Linked DNA regions of Mus musculus: regions 2, 3 and 4 are each linked to region 1. A link is a contact called in ENCODE POLR2A ChIA-PET data. All regions are on one chromosome and are shown on one strand. The core of a region is the stretch at or near the end of the contact, and the rest is flanking DNA. Distances in the headings are between cores, read along the strand shown. Region 1 holds the start of Zdhhc24 (zinc finger, DHHC domain containing 24). Region 2 holds the start of Rbm4 (RNA binding motif protein 4). Region 3 holds the start of Rbm4b (RNA binding motif protein 4B). Region 4 holds the start of Rbm14 (RNA binding motif protein 14).

The links. ChIA-PET counts read pairs that join two places held with the same protein, here RNA polymerase II (POLR2A).
Region 2: POLR2A ChIA-PET joins it to region 1 with 10 read pairs in embryonic stem cell. The contact joins the promoter of Rbm4 here to the promoter of Zdhhc24 in region 1. POLR2A ChIA-PET finds 5 or more read pairs at or near these places in 4 of 5 experiments (Patski and embryonic stem cell).
Region 3: POLR2A ChIA-PET joins it to region 1 with 10 read pairs in Patski. The contact joins the promoter of Rbm4b here to the promoter of Zdhhc24 in region 1. POLR2A ChIA-PET finds 5 or more read pairs at or near these places in 2 of 5 experiments (Patski and embryonic stem cell).
Region 4: POLR2A ChIA-PET joins it to region 1 with 26 read pairs in embryonic stem cell. The contact joins the promoter of Rbm14 here to the promoter of Zdhhc24 in region 1. POLR2A ChIA-PET finds 5 or more read pairs at or near these places in 4 of 5 experiments (Patski and embryonic stem cell).

What each region holds. Positions count from the first base shown.
Region 1 is chr19:4,877,083-4,881,278 of GRCm38, forward strand. Zdhhc24 (zinc finger, DHHC domain containing 24) reads left to right here and starts at 1,586. Exons shown (of 3, transcript NM_027476.3): 1 at 1,586-1,947; 2 at 3,039-3,316. The coding sequence starts at 1,667. Actn3 (actinin alpha 3) reads right to left here and starts at 827. Exons shown (of 21, transcript NM_013456.2): 1 at 629-827. The coding sequence starts at 772.
Region 2 is chr19:4,792,545-4,796,646 of GRCm38, forward strand. Rbm4 (RNA binding motif protein 4) reads right to left here and starts at 1,465. Exons shown (of 4, transcript NM_001290122.1): 1 at 1,272-1,465; 2 at 1-276. The coding sequence starts at 265. It overlaps Gm21992 (predicted gene 21992), which reads right to left. Exons shown (of 3, transcript NR_157185.1): 2 at 1,272-1,465.
Region 3 is chr19:4,754,675-4,758,631 of GRCm38, forward strand. Rbm4b (RNA binding motif protein 4B) reads left to right here and starts at 1,851. Exons shown (of 4, transcript NM_025717.3): 1 at 1,851-1,987; 2 at 2,572-2,995. The coding sequence starts at 2,584. The region is part of intron 2 of Gm21992 (predicted gene 21992); the gene reads right to left.
Region 4 is chr19:4,809,867-4,813,930 of GRCm38, forward strand. Rbm14 (RNA binding motif protein 14) reads right to left here and starts at 1,768. Exons shown (of 3, transcript NM_019869.3): 1 at 1,306-1,768. The coding sequence starts at 1,642. Gm21992 (predicted gene 21992) reads right to left here and starts at 1,733. Exons shown (of 3, transcript NR_157185.1): 1 at 1,306-1,733.

The DNA of each region.
Region 1 (4,196 bases), core at 336-2,835:
GGGGAATCTTGGGAAAGAGTGGGGTGAGGCAAGGAACAAAGACCCTCAGATGGGGGCATTCTTTTCTTCCTCAGTACACAACAGGCTGCCTGCCTATCTGTGCCCTTTTCTGGGCCTCAATTTCCTCCATTGTCAAGCCAGTAGAGGGATCCACCCATAGCAGAAGACAGAGTAGAGGATGGGAAAGAATATGAGACAGCTGTTCTCTCCTACACCCCAAATCCACTGGTTGTGTGTCTGGCATGTTCTCCTCAGGATGGGGTCTAGGGATACTTAACTGGAGACTAAAGGAACATAACTTTCTGAGAACCCCTCACCTCCCATCCAAGAATGAGTTGGGTCTCTTGGACCTTGTCCAAAATCCACTTTCACCAACACAAGAGGGGCAGTGGGCTTAAAGTTATTGGGGAGTCACTGAGGGACTCCACGGTGTCCTTGATATCCTAAATCCCTATGAGAACTCTTCTGATCTTTGAGGACAGCATATAGCTGGTGGGCAGAGCCTGGTTTGGGGAGCTGCACTCTAGATTACAGCCAGGCTCTGACCTTGAACTGCCCAGATGCCCGAGAAGAACTGCCTGGCCTCCCAGCCTCAGTTTTTGCCTTTGGGAAATGGGTGAGCACTCACTTTCCGCTGCTGTTTCTCCCAGGCCGGGTCCAACAGCAAGTCGCGGTCCCAGTCCTCCTCCTGTTCCATGTACTCGCCGCCCCCACCGCCAGAGAAGGGCCCCTCCCCGGCCCCCAGACCCTCGGGCTGCATAACCATCATCATCTTGCTCAGGCTCTTGGCTCCGCTCTGCTTCACTGGGCGAGCTCCTGCACACTCAGGCCGGGTTAAGTAGGGCCCGGTCCAGCCCCCAGATCGGGTTCGTACTAAATATGGGGTACGTGGGTGGGGCCAGATAGGGGGCGAGGGAGGTTGGGAACTGGACCAGAGAAGAGATTGTGCTGGAGTCAAAGATTGCGGAATCGCGGGGGATGCTGGGATGACTACTGGCCTAGATAGTGGGTTCGCATTTTAGCTCTGTGGTTAACTTGCTGTGTGATCTTGGGACAGCCATGGACTTTGTTTCCTCATCTATTAAGTGGATTCCAAGTGGTGGCTGTAGGCATCCTAAAGGCTGCCCCTTGGACCTGAGTCTGTCCCTCCTAAGCATTGCGCTCGAGAAACAGACCCCTATTTCTATTTCACAGTCTGTAACAGCAAGTCAACAAGTTGTTTGGGGAGTTTTCTAGGGTGATGGAGACACCCGAGCATGGGGAAAGGCTCAGGGCCAGATGATAGGGCCAGCCAGGTCTATTAATACCGGGGCGGCTGTAGAGGAGTGTAGGGAGAATGTGCTGAGCCGGGAAACCCCGACGCCCCGGGGGCTGCAACTCAATCCTCATGGAGTGGCAGCAAGCCACACCAGGGGCGGCTACTGCAGTACGCTGGGCGGACTGCTTCTTTTTGACACCTGGGCAGCATCACCAATCAGATTTTCGAACATCTGGTCAGTTAGCCAATCACTTCTCCGTATCTGTGGCCCCTCCCTATAAGTCTGGCGCGCGCAACGCACCCCCTGCGGAGCTCCTATTGGTTGCAGGAGACGTCAGTTCGCTGCTAGGCCCTCCCCAATGCGGAAGCAGTGGGATCCCAGCGATCGGAAAGCCGGTGGGTCCGACCATGGGGGAGTCCTGGGCAGCTCGGGGCGCAGAAGGAGCGCCCGCGCGGATGCCACTGGTACTCACCGCGCTGTGGGCCGCCGTCGTGGTCCTGGAGCTGGCCTACGTGATGGTGCTGGGGCCTGGGCCACCCCCGCTGGGACCACTGGCCCGGGCCTTGCAACTGGCGCTAGCTGCTTATCAGCTGCTCAATCTGCTGGGCAACGTGGTGCTCTTCCTCCGCTCGGATCCCAGCATTCGGGGGGTGATGCTGGCTGGCCGCGGCCTGGGACAGGGCTGGGCGTGAGTGTTGGGCTCCGGGAGTCGGCGGGCAGAAGCAGGGGGTCTGGTGGTCGCTGGTACCAAGAAAGGACCCAGAACTTGAGGTGTCAGTAACCAGATGACGTTAGCATCCGGGTTGTTAGAGCCATAGAACTCCTTTAGAGCCTGGCACCCGCTACTTATTCATTCAGATATTGAGCAGCCACTGTTCCTAGGACTCAAGTGAAAACAGATGCCCGACCTCCTGGAGTTGATTTCAGTGGCGGAAGGTGCAGATAATAAAGATAATAATAAGCCAATAAAAAAAAAGCAAATTGCGTAAACTAGATGCTCAAGAATGATACAGAAACAAAAAACAGAGCAGGGTAAAAGAGGCGAGAAGTTATCTTTATTATTTGTGTCTGTATGTGTGATGTGTGTCCGGTCCCAGGCGCGCATGCCGGGGTACACAGGTGGAGGTCGGAGGACAATTTTCGGGAGTTTGTTCTCTCCTACCACGTGGGTTCAGAAGAGTGAACAGGCCATCAAGTCTGCGAAGCAAATGCCTTTAACCACTGAGCCATCTCTCCAGCATAAAGTTTCAATTTTAAATAGATGGTCAATTTTCAGTACAAGACTTTTAGGTGATTAGCTTTAGGTTAATTAGCTTGATTAATTAATTTACATTTTACTAAAAAGCCATAGCATCCACAAATATATTAAGACTAACTTGTCCACTTGCAACTAAAAACTAAAAATAAATAGGTGGACATCACTCAGGCATTTGCGGTGGAGTCAGCCACTTGGGAAATTTTGAACTGGTTTCTGGGAGAGGGAAGCAGACCAAGAAAAGGCAGAAGCCACAGTATGCCCAGAATATTCCAGAACCACAAGGTCAGCGACTGGAGTGGAGAGGGAGAAAGATGTTAGTGGTGGAAGTACTGCCAGGCCTTTGCAAACTTTGCTTTTCAGAAGGTGTGTCACAGGCAGTAACCACTAGCTGGAGATGCCTGGTGAAGACAGGGACTGTTCCTGCTTTCCCAAGATGGTCTCTGAGGCTGCGGTTGGGCATGGTCTGGGACACTGAGAGCTACTGAGGCACTGACCTGTGTCCTTGCTCCCACCCCCTGCAGTTACTGTTACCAGTGCCAAAGCCAGGTGCCACCTCGTAGTGGTCACTGCTCTGCCTGCCGTGTGTGCATCCTACGTCGTGACCATCACTGTCGCCTATTGGGCTGCTGTGTGGGCTTCCATAATTACCGGCCCTTCCTGTGTCTCCTGCTTCACTCTGCTGGTGTCCTGCTCCACATCTCAGTGCTGCTAGGCCCCGCCCTGTCAGCCTTGCTGCAGGCCCACTCAGCCCTCTACACAGTGGCTCTCCTGCTGTTGCCCTGGCTCATGCTACTCACAGGTGGGGAGCTTTCTGAACCTTTTGGGAGCCAGAGACCCTTGCACTGGACTGGGGAGCAGGGCCCTTTCCATGGGAGGTGTGGTGTCTAGCTGGTTCTCTTGGCCAATGTTTTGGGGACCCAGTCCCAGGGTCATTTAAGGAAAGAGGGAAGCCTGCCACTTAGTTGAGTGTTAAGTACTGTACTTTACCCGGTGCTCCAAGACAAGAGCAGAGTTCTGGCTCCCAGAGTCAAGAAGGACCCCAGGGCTTGCTACAGAAGAGGGAAGGCTGATTTGAGAGCCCATGGGTTGTTGGGGTGCTAGAAGGTTATTAGGGGAGGTGGACCTAATGGTCCAAATATCCCCACTCTAAACACAGAGAATGAGTGCCGTTACATGTACACAAACCCTGAAAGGAACCAACGCAGTTTCACAGGCACCATGAGAATGAGGGCTAGAATGATGGTCAGGACTGGGTGGTAGAAGGCATGAATGCTGGGGAGAGATACCGGTCTGATTTGATGGGGCGAGGGGAGCCAGTGAAAGTTACAGGCAGGGAAGTCCTTTCCTTTGGAAATTGGGAGGAGACTTGGTTGTGTTACTGGCTGGCTTCTGATGGTGTGAGTACTCCTCTTTCCTCTGACACCTCCGTAAAAGTCCCATGGATTTGTGTATTCTTTGTCCCTTCTGGCCAGAACACTTTGGACGTGTTTCCTGAATCCTTCTCCCGACCTTTCCACTGTTCCTGTTAACCTTGTTCTGCAATCTCCCTGGCCATTCTGAGAAATCACCATGCCTCCTTATCCTATTGAATCCCACCTCTGTCCCAAATGCTGCCCCCACCTCCACCCCCACCCCCACCGCACACACACGTGCACAAGCGCTCTTCTTGGTGGGTCTGT
Region 2 (4,102 bases), core at 215-2,714, 85 kb before region 1:
AAGTGGGGCTGATGTTGCCCACGTGTAACTTGGTTGAAGCTTTGCTCTTATTCTTGCTGGCTTCCACATTGATGTTCACTCCGTGCAGCTTGTAGTGGTGCAGGTTGCGTATGGCATCCTCAGCGGCCGTCTTGTCCTCTATGTGCACAAAGCCATAATTCTTAATGATGTCACATTCCAGCACCTTCCCGTACTGCTCGAAGAGTGAGCGGATCTCCTGCTCTGTGGCCTCCCGGGGCAGATTTCCAATGAACAGCTTCACCATCTCCACACAGCCTGCAAGTAGAGAAACAAGATTTTTAGGAGAAGACCTCAAGTCCATAGCAACTGTTAAAAAAAGGGAAAAAAAAAATCAAATAAATAAATGGCTCCCATCATCTCCTTTCACTTTAGCACATAGTCCCAAAAGTTTTCTCCTACAGGCATGCTCTTACATCTCCAATCAGTAACAAATGTGGAGTTCAACAAGAGCCTGCTTCTATTTCTCACAAGAAGTTCTATAAAGAGGAAAAATGTAACAAGGCAGACTTTTGTAGACAAAGGGGATTTTGCGGTGTGGCTCCAACCTACAGCACGGTACATTATAGGCAAGTATTCCGCCACTGAGTTACACTTCCCCTGCCCCAGACAAAGGAATAACGCTCTAAGTTTTCAGCATAAATAAAAAAAATGCTACAGGTACTGAGAGCTACTCACTTTGACATTTGAAAACAAGATTCTAACTACTAGACTTGCTAATTATAATTACTTCAAATTAGCTCTTCCTCTCTTAGCAACCATTTCCGGAAAAGTGGGAATTTCACTCGGAGTAGTGAGTTCCGGGATCAACCAGATAAAAAGCAGGGAAATATAGAAAATGCCCGAGTAGGAGGAGTCCTCTGGGGTGGGGGTGGGGGTGGGGCATGTCATTACAGGCTCCTACAGAAGAACTGGTCAAAGACTGGTGCTACAGTTTGGTGAGGAAGCCAACAATGCCCAGGGCATGACAGATTCTCCAGCCTAAATCTAAGATTTATCTAGGTGGAAACCCCAAAGAAGATTGAGCAAAGCAGAGGGTAAGGTGGACAAAAGAAAGCTATTCCGGGAGTAGAGAACGAGGACTTGGAGGAAGGTTGTTTCAGGCTTACCGCACTAAGTCGAGGACCGATGTCGGCTCTCAGGGACGGGTGCGCAGACCGCAACCCCACTATGCCAACCCTGACACCCACCGGAGTCAGGTAAGTTTTTTTAACAGAGAAAAGAACACAGTGGAAGAACGTGGAGTATCTCACCGCATGGATACCTGCAGGTCCTCCTCCTTGCAGCGCGGACGGTTCTGACAAAACGCTAAAATGGCGGCGGCCACAGCAGTGACTCTGGGTAGAAAGAGGGGTGAACCTACCCACCGGATTGGCCGTTCGGTAAAGTAAAAGGCTGGCGTTCCCGGAGATCCTCTTCCTGATTGGTTACCCGGAACGCCAATTACCTGAGAGGCCAGGAAGAGGTGGAAACGTCAGTAACCTGGACCTTTTATATGAAAGCCAATGAGCACCCAGCCTAGTGAAACTGAAGCCACTGATTGGGCAAGAGGTCCATCTGAAGGTGGAGCTAGAAACGCGGAATTCTTCAAAGCGCGGCCAGCCATTAGGCAGAATGAACAAGGTGCCGTGCGTCAGTGGGGCAACCTGTAGCTTCGTGGCTCCCAACTTTGTTAAGCTTTCACATTTTGTCACTTACACGTGCACATCCTGACAAAATTCAAGTTCTGTCACCACAATTCCGCACCGGTCCCTAGCTGAGCGTCACCACGCCCCGCAACGTGGATATTGCATCAGTCAACCTACCCAGACCTCCCGGCGATAGCCAAGCTCCCGCCCCTACTTAAAAAGCAACCCCCACTTTCCAATGTAGTCCTTCTGAGTCTCAAGTTACCAAAATTATAAGTATCTTTATGTAATTTTAAAACTCTAAAACAGTCAGTGGATCCAGCTTCGATAACAGTTCAATGGCCCAGACAATAGGGTGGTCAGAGACGTAGGAGACACAGGGGTTAAGGTTCCCTTTAGGAAACAGCCTCCCACCTCCCCAAAAGGTGTGAAAAACAGAGATTGAAAATCGACACCCCATCCCACCCCAACTTCACCCCGCCAAGAGAAGAAACAAAAAACAAAACAAAAAACGGGAACAGCAATTTTTGATTTTGTTTGGTTTTATTGGGCTCCATTAGCCAAAACTAAGTTTAAATTCCCTAAAACTGACCTTGGAAAAAAGGCTTGTGACAATCAGCTGTAAACAAGTACAAACGAACATTCTTCACAGGGTCCAAATTCCCTCATCACATTTTTCTCACCCACTGGCTGCTTCACATAATCCCATACTCATTGAGCAAGCAACTTTAGTCATGACCCTCTGCAACGCAGCTTCTTAAGATGGAGATAACCGGGAAAGGTGCTGAATGGAGAACTTAAAGGTGAACAGGCAGAAAGCAGGGGGAACTTCATGAGAACAGGATGATTGGGAGTAAAATAACAAATAGAGCATACTACCTCCCAAAACTGCCACAAAAGAAAGAAAAAGTCAAACAAAAGGCAGAGACAGAAAATAAGCTACTGGATTCTATAGCAGAAAATTAGTCTATAATTTAAGGCTAGGAAATAGGCCCCTTAAAAAGTAACAATATGACATTAAATATGGCCATGGCTTCATTCTGCAGCACCTGAGACTGAGTAAAAGCCACCTGAGATCTGTAATACAAGTTCTGCTGTCCTGCACAGGCCCTTTCAGAGGGGATCTAAAATGCACAGCCACATCTCAATATGCACCCAGAAATGCATAGGGTATAGAAATCATTTTCTCTCAGTTTAATCATCTTTCTTATGCCAAAATTCCTGGAGGTTGGGGTTACAGTAGCAAACAAGACCAATTCACTCCACTAAACTGGACTGGCTCCCGGTCTGAAGGGGAAGAGCCTGCTAACAAGCCAAGGGAACCACTATCCCCACAGTGTGCAGACAGACAGACAGCCCTCACCCTGTGACCAATCCCCAAGTGGAAATAGTCTCCAGACAATACCACCGCTGGAGTTAAATGCCAGACGGTCTATACAGCAAGTCCCAAGCTTGCCAGGCCTATATAGTGTGACTTGGTCTAAAGGAAAAACCGGGGACGGGGATCCAAGCTTCGTGGTCTAACAAACCTACCCATCCAGTCTCCTTAGTTATTACCAGCCCTCCAGATAGACTGGCTTTATTGTCTCTACCTATTCAGAATACATTATTCAGGCCAGGCCTGTTGGCGCACACCTTTAATCCCAGCACTTGGGAGGCAGAGGCAGGCGGATTTCCAAGTTCCAAGCCAGCCTGGTCTACAGAATGAGTTCCAGGACAGCCAGGGCTACACAGAGAGACCCTGTCTCGAAAAAAAAAAAAAAAAAAGAATACATTATTCTTTCTTCAGATTTTTTACTGGCCAATCCATCTAAAGGCATGACTTATAACTATTTACTTTCACAAATAATATACTATCACTTGAAACTCTATCTTGTTCACTTCCTATATTATATGGCCTCAATGTTGGAACTACCCTGATAACATGAAAGACACTCAAATACTTGTTAACTAAGAAACTCATGTATGAGATAACTTTTTGATAACCATAAGGAAGGGACTGAATTTTCACTAACATAGATATGCTGCTGGTTGAAAAGGTCCTGCCTAGCAAGGACCTGGGTTTGTTCCCCAGCAACATGGCAAAAAATTCACAGATGCCTCCCTCCCCTGATCTCAAACTCAGGATCCTCCTGCCTTAGCCTTTCTCATGCTAGGAACATAGGTATGAACTAACACATTCATCTAATAACTTACACTTTTAATAAGTAACTAGCTTCTAGTCCAGAAATGAGTTAAAAGCTGACAAAGGTTCGAACTAAAACCCAGTATCCTTCAAGGATAACCAAGTGTGCCAACTCCAACCCCACTGCCAGCCATGCCACCTCAATCCCCTTCTCTTCTGGTACTGTAAACTTTATTTTCAGTAAACAAAGACTGTGATCCTAGGACACATACTGAAGGGGGAGCACCAAAATGGGTGTGATCTAGGATCTTAAGCAATGACTATGTACTAC
Region 3 (3,957 bases), core at 601-3,100, 120 kb before region 1:
GAACTTGGTACTACTTACACATGTTAGGGTTTGGTTTGGTTTGGTTGTCTTGGGGTATGGGGTTTTGTTTTGTCTGTTTGTTTGAGACATTGCTTCTCTCTGTAGCCCTTAGTGTTCTGGAAGTTGCTCTTAGACCAGGCTGGCCTCCAACTCACAGAGCCGCCTGAATGTGCTCATCACCACCCAACTCACATAATAAAAAACGATAAAACTGGAGGCTAGAAATGATATCACACACCTGTAATTAACCAGCACTTGGGAGGCTGAGGTAGGAGTGTGAGTTCAAGGCTAGTCTGGATTACACAGCCAGTTCTTGGACAGCCTTGACTACACAGAAAAGCCATGTCTAAAAGAGGCAGGGAGGGAGAAAGGGGGTGAAATGAAATTGTATAGAAAAATGGGAACTGGGCTGGTGAGATGGCTCAGTGGGTAAGAGCACCGGACTGCTCTTCCGAAGGTCAGGAGTTCAAATCTCAGCAACCACATGGTGGCTCATAACCATCCATAGCGAGATCTGACTCTCTCTTCTGAAGTGTCTGAGGACAGCTACAGTGTACTTACATATAATAAATAAATAAATAAATCTTAAAAAAGAAAAAAATGGGAACTGTTAGTAGAGCATTAGTTGTGGAGCCCCCACAAATTTGGGAAGAGATCCCAAAATACAATGTACAAGGTTAGGTGATAGCAGATCCCGAGGAGGTTCCAGGACAGCCAAGACTGCCAGAAAACCCCATCTCGAAAAACAAACCAAAAAAAATTAATTTTAAAAATGTGTAATTACAATTAGACAATGCCTTCTGAAATGAGTGGGAAACATGGATTTGGTAAAGAAATGTTTCCAAGTAGCTTGGGTGCAGGAAGTCAACTCGGGGAACTGATCTCTATACTATTGGAGGAGCTGGTGTTGGAACTACCACAATGGGGAATTGTTTTGACAACAATGGGGATGGTCTAACAACCATCCCGGTGCCTCTTCTAGGAGATGAATTCAATCCCTCAATGTCTGTAAGCCCGCTGCTTTGTGATAGTGATCCACCAAGCTGGTACCCTGCTTGCCACCAGGAGGTGCCCTTGGACCGCAACAGAGAGTCTGGAGCCTGACAATTGCCTGTGCCTCAGGCAGCTTGGGACGGATGCGGAACCCTTGTCACTCATTCCCCAAACCTGGATTCTCCCTGGACCTCTGGACAACGTATTCCTTGGTAATGCTCACCACATTTCAGGAACCAGGATAGACAGATACTACGAGGGAAAGCCAGCCCACGTATATTCATGAATAAACATGACAAAGTATAGTTTGGATAGAGAAATGCCTCCCTCAGACCTAACCTAGTTCTAACCCAGATTATCTTTCTACTCCACTCTCAGTCTCAGCTTCTTCACCAATGAACAACACTATTGCAGTGAAAATTAAATTGTTTTACGGGAATTCTTACCCCTTCCTACCCAAACAAGGGAGAGATTAGGTTAAGATGTGGTAGTGCCTGGGTTTCTGAAGTATCGCTCTCAGCAGCCAGAGGTTGAGAAAACCCCCTTCTAGCGGGCCCAGTGACACAACCCTTTGTCATCAGCCCCCTCGACAGTGCGCCCAATACCACGATCCATTGTGATGCTTAGAGACTCCCCCGGGCCTTACGGTTTTGCCAAGGCAATGGTTGCTTCCTGAGCCCCCTTGACGCGCAAGCCGCGACCCACTCCCAAGGCGGTGATTGGCTAGCCCGGGCTGGGGGCGGGCTGACCTTCGCTCCGCAGTGCCGTCACCACATGACCCCGCCCCCGCACGGGGGGCGGACAGTTGTGTGCGGCCGCAGGATTGGTCGCCCCGCTCCTGCGAGGGGGAGGGGAGGCAGGCAGCGCGCACTCGCGCGTGCGTGAGCTGGCGCGCGAGAAAGCGCCCGGTCGCGCCGAGGCTCGAGCGGCCGTCGCCATTTTGTAGGGTTCTCTCTGACGCGGGACCCGCCGCCACCGCCGGCACCACCCGGAGGTAGGAGAGGATGCTGTGGGTGTGTGGGAAGCCCTGGAGCGGACTGGGCCGGACCTCGGAGGGCCGGGAAGGCTCGGGTTTGGGGCCACTCATCTTCTGAGGAAGGTCCCGGGAAGACAAGGAAAGGAGGCGGGGCCGGGTCTCCGGAGGGGGCGGGGCAGGGGTCGGGCCGAGTCTTTGTTGGGATGTTGCAGCGGAGGTTGGGCCGCTGAGGATAGGGGTCCAGTGTTGGGTGAAAGAGGGCTTTCGTTCTTGGAGTATGGTGGGAGGGGATACCGCGCTGTGGAGAGGTACACAGATTTCCCTCCAAAAACCCGTAACTAGGGACATTCAGATACTTCATGCCTTCCACTTGTCTTTCATCCCTGTGCTAAACCGTGAAGGAGCTAACCTTGTAGAGTCAATGTGCCTGACCTCACGGATATATATCTTAGACCTTGTTGTGCATTCTGACCCCCGACCTTCTGTTGGCATTGTCACACAGCAGTTCCTCTCTCAAAAAGAACTGTGAGGGTCGGGGTGTGCTGTAGTGTCAGTTTCTCACTTCACACCTGACTTTTAAAATCTTGTTTCTTCTCTGCCAGGCTCTTGTCAGGATGGTGAAGCTGTTCATTGGAAATCTGCCCCGGGAGGCCACAGAGCAGGAGATCCGCTCACTCTTCGAGCAGTACGGGAAGGTGCTGGAATGTGACATCATTAAGAATTATGGCTTTGTGCACATAGAGGACAAGACGGCCGCTGAGGATGCCATACGCAACCTGCACCACTACAAGCTGCACGGAGTGAACATCAATGTGGAAGCCAGCAAGAATAAGAGCAAAGCTTCAACCAAGTTACACGTGGGCAACATCAGCCCCACTTGTACCAACCAAGAGCTTCGGGCCAAGTTTGAGGAGTACGGCCCAGTCATCGAATGTGACATCGTGAAAGATTATGCCTTTGTACACATGGAGCGGGCAGAGGATGCGGTGGAGGCCATCAGGGGCCTCGACAACACAGAGTTTCAAGGTGAACTGTTCTGGGGATTGGGTGGCAGACCTTCGTGGAGTCTCTAGCTCAAGGCAGAGGGAAGAACACAAGACCACAGGGCTTCAAGAGTGGCTTCTGCCATTCTTTTAAATGCAAAGAACAGGTTATGTTTACTACTCTTAGCATAATTCACTCTGGGGAAGTAAGCCTTCCCCATTGTATTCGCCAAGCTCCTTCTCCACAACTGCATGGGCTCCTGCCTGCCTGCCTTTGGTCTTCATTCACTTGAGTACTGTCACAAGTCTTAAGTTGCCTAGGCAGAGAAGTAGTTAGGTAGTGTGAGAAGGGCTAGAGGTTAGGACTTTGTTGCTGGTTTGTGGTGGACCCAGAAGCCTTTGAGAGTTTTTACCCTCTGCTGCTTTCGAGGATGGCTGGTGGTAGTAAAGAGGAAAAAGGGAATCTAGAAGAAGCGCAGTATGAGAATCTGTGGTGAGTCTGGTTGGGTAGATGGGTATCTTTGAGGTGTTCAAATTTGTTCAGTCTGTGGGCTACTACAGGCAAAGCCAGGAAACAGGTCATAGGTTCTTCTGCTCCATCTATTACTTTAACAGGCTAGGAAAACAGCTTTTTTTCTTTAGAAATTGGATAGGAATGATGGTCTTGCTTCTAGGGAAATTTCATCAAGGACATTATAGAGCTTATTATATTGCTTATATTGATCATAAGTATTATCACCAGTACCATAGGATCTTGTCTGAAAATACTTGCAATCGTGTTACTATAGTAACCACTAGTTACAAGTGGCTACTAAATTTAAATTAATTCAAGTAAATTTTCAAATTAGATTTTTCCAGTGTGGGCAAGAATGAGAGAATGGCTACTGTATTAGGAAACAGATCAGACCCACATTGCAGGAAGTTCATTGGTTAGTAGTTATCCAAGTCTTTTATTGACACGGTCATGTTGGACCACAAATTCAAGTCTACTTTTCTAGTTCCTAA
Region 4 (4,064 bases), core at 518-3,017, 67 kb before region 1:
AAGACAAGGAATGGCCCAAAGTTGTGACTTTCCAGAACAGCAAATGAACCCTTGATGAGAATGAGCAAGCACCTATACCCACATGTAGTTCCTGTCCTCAAAATTCCTTACAAGGCACAAGCAGATATGAATCCAACAACAGCACAACTAGGGAATAAACAAGGCCTCACTCCCAGGGTGCACTGTTGAAAATGACAGGGCAAAGTTAACTCTCATCAGTGAAACCCACATCGGTCTGGGTGTCTCATAAAATCTTGCCAACATAAAAAAAGCAGGTATTTGAAAGATAAAGAGATAAAACCCCAACATATGAAAATCAACAGGGTCTGAAAAAGACATTTCCTCAAAGGAAATAGCAAACTAGCAAGCTGTCCTAAGAATTATTCAAGCAATAAAAAGTACTAACTAAATAAATGGTGTTAAAACCAAGTTTAATAGAAATCTCACACGCCCCTCTCAACACCCCCCCCCCCCCCAGCCAGAGTATTCCCCTTTGCAATCTCACCAAGCTAATAAACATCTGTGCCCGGAGGCACCAGCTTAGCAAGTAAAAGGCTAACGAGGGAGAGGCTTAATAGCCCCCTTTCACATGCAAAAATAACGCAGAAAACCGGGGCTTCCACTTGTTAAGTTGTAAAACCCAACACAAAGTGGAGGGTGGAGGAAAAGAATTAAAAAGCACAAAACCGCCAAGGCTAACCCATCGAATACTGAAAGGTCAAAGGGGTTCCGAAAAGGCCCCTCCCATGCCCACAAGCAGATTCATTCCAGACAATACTAAAAAAGCCCGAACCCGAGAAACCAAGGGCCCGCTACCTTCCGGGAAGCATCGGGAAGGAACGCCAGAGCGGCCTTGGGGCTTCAACCCAACCTTTTCCCTTTTCCCTCGATCTGACCAAATTCTGGAGAGGAAGTGGGGAAGTGGCGAACTCTTTTCACCGCTCCATAATCCGGTTGGTGCCCTTCCCTTTCCATTTCATTTTGGTGCCAGGCTCATGCAACCAGGAAAAGGCGCCTCCTCCCAACCCCGCACACTCGCAAATCTCTGGCGCGTCCCCAGCCCCGAGGCTTCGGCTTGCAGTGGCCACTGCACCCGCCCGGAACCGACTCCTCCCACTTGATGAATGTTGCTGGGACCGCAGGGGAGAAGGGTGGCTCTACCCAACTCGCCCCCAGCACCTTAGGCCCCGCTCCTGCACACTTCCCCATCATTCCCAACCCTGAGGACCAACCCCAGAGTGAGGGGCGTGGCTAAGAGGCAGAGAGCACCGCGCGTGTCCCCTCCCGAGCGCGCTCCCGCGTTACCTTTTACCACGTCACACTCGATGACGCGTCCACGGCGCTCGAAGAGGCTGCGCAATTCCTGACTTGTACATGCAGCCGATACATTGCCCACGAAAATCTTCCAAGTGTTCAGGGGCCTCGGGCGCGACATCTCCACCACGAGCGCGCGACCTGGACGCAGCTCGTGGCCATGCAGGGCCTCGATGGCGCGCACCGCGCCAGCGTTCTCGCGCATGTGCACGAAGGCAAACTGTTTCATGACGGCGCAGCTCATGACCGTGCCATAGGGCGCGAAGAGAGCTGCCAACTCCTCCGGTGTCGTATCCGCCCCATCGACATTGCCCACAAAAATCTTCATTTTGCCGCCGCAACCGCCTTCTCGGAGAGACAGGACCTCTCCTACAGCGACAGGCAAAACGTCCGAACGACCCGCAGTCCTCCACAGGAATGGCTGGCGACCGAGAACCCCGCCGCGCAGGCGCTCTAACCTAACCAATTGGAGGCGGCATCGCGCGCGGATAGCAGCCAATCAAACAGGTTGAGAGCAGATGTCCTTTGACGCAGCCAATCCCAGAGGGCCTGGAGCCCCTTGTTAACGGAGGGGGTGGAAAAAGCATAGAGGCGCGCGACCAACCGCCACCTTCGGGGGGAGGGGAAAGGAGGGCTGGGGACGGGGAAGCGCGCTCCGGCCGAGTCCGCAGAGGCCTAGTCAGAAGAGCTACCTCCGGCCAGGGTGTGGCGTCCCGGCGGGGCCCCAAGGAAAACTTTGTTCTTTAGGGAAGTCCGGGCTCCTCCGTTTGAGCTGCCGCAGCCAAACCCTGGGTGTTGTGATGGCAGCCTCAGCGTCTGCGGTAAGGCCGCGCCCGGAGGAGAAACCAGGACAAACCCCTTTTAGTCTGGGATTGGCCCCCGACACTATATGCTTGGAGTAGGAAGGGACTGTAACTCTTTCTTTGCAAGCACATTACTTGGGGTTGCTTGAGCTCTGGAGGATTTTGCAGACAGTGAATATTGAGCGTCTGTCTGTCTCAACCTGATGGAATTTCGAGAATTACGATGATGACCATTTATTGTATGCATGAAGTTTATCACAGTATTATGTTCCATAAAGTAGAAGATCAGTAATCCTGAGGAAGCCAAAAGTTGGATCTTAAAAATATATGAGGAGGGGGCCAGGAGTGGTGGGCACCCTTTTAATCCCAGCAACCAGGAAGCAAAATCGAAAGAAATTTGTTCGAGGCCAGCCTGGTCTACATAGTGAGATCCAGGATAGGCAAGGATATAGAGAGACCCTGTCTTTAAAAAAACAGCAAAAACTTAGAGGGGCTGCTCACTGGTAAGAGAGCTTGCTGCTTTTCCAGAAAACTTGAGTTCGATTCCCAGCACCAACATGAGGGCTTACAAACCAGCTAATTCCAGTTCCAAGAGAACTGGCCATTGCACATCTGTGGTACGCAGAGAAACAAGCAAAACACCCACACACATAAAATAACGTTAAATTTAAAAAAGGCTGGAGAGATGGCTCAGTGGTTAAGAGCACCGACTGCTCTTCCAAAGGTCCTGAGTTCAAATCCCAGCAACCACATGGTGGCTCACAACCATCCATAGTAAGATCTGTCGCCCTCTTCTGGTGCATCTGAAGACAGCTACAGTATACTTAGATATAATAATAAATAAATCTTTTAAAAAAATTTAAGCCATCCCTGTAATCCCAGCACTTGGGAGGCAGAGGCAGGCAGATTTCTGAGTTCGAGGCCAGCCTGGTCTACAGAGTGAGTTCCAGGACTGCACAGAGAAACCCTGTCTCAAAAACAAACAAACAAAACTAAAAAAATTTCAAAAGAACAGAACAAAGCAGCCCACTGCTGTACTCACAGCTTTAAGGGTCAGAAGTTGAAAGTCATCCCAAATTGCCTGGGATATGTGAGACCCTATGTCAAATAAACAAATAACCTTGGGGAGAGGTCTCTTGAGTCTTGGCGGCTTTCTTTTAATGTTTTGTGTGTATGAATGTTTGCCTGTATGTATTCATATACCACGTGCATGCAGTGCCTGCGGAAGCCAGAAGAGGGCGTCAGATCCTGATGTTAGTGAGCTGTCATATGGATGCTGCTGGGAGCTGTTTCTGTTCTTTTTTTTTTTTTTTTTTTTCCTTCGAGACAGGGTTTCTCTGTGTAGCCCAGGCTGTCCTGGAGCTCACTTTGTAGGCCAGGCTGGCCTCAAACTCAGAAATCTGCCTGCCTCTGCTTCCCGAGTGCCCACCACGCCCGGCTGCTCCTGTACTCTTAACTGCTAAGCCATCTCTCTATCCCTTTGTGGGTTTCTTGTTCATGTGAGCTCCCCTTTCCTTCAAGAAAAGCACTTTATAATTAGGAGGAAACAGCTCCACAGCAAAGATGAATATATAACATAAAATGAATCATTTTAACCATGTCCAAGTGCACAGTCTGTGCTATCAAGTACATTTACATTGTACAAACCCCAGCACCATCCATCTCCAGGATAGTTTACCTTCCTCAGCTGAAATGCTGTGCCTATTAACAGTAATCCCCATCACCATCACCCTCTCTCTCCAGTCCCTTGAAACCAACATTTGACTTTCTCTCCATAAATTTGAGTATTTGGGGTACTTCACAGAAGTATATTATACAAATATTTGTCTTCAAGCTTCACATTGTAGTGTATCAAACTTCCCTTTCATTTTAAGGCATGATATTTTACTGCATGTATGCCACGTTTCTCAGTCCATTGCTTCAGGAGTGGGCACTTTGGTTGTGTTG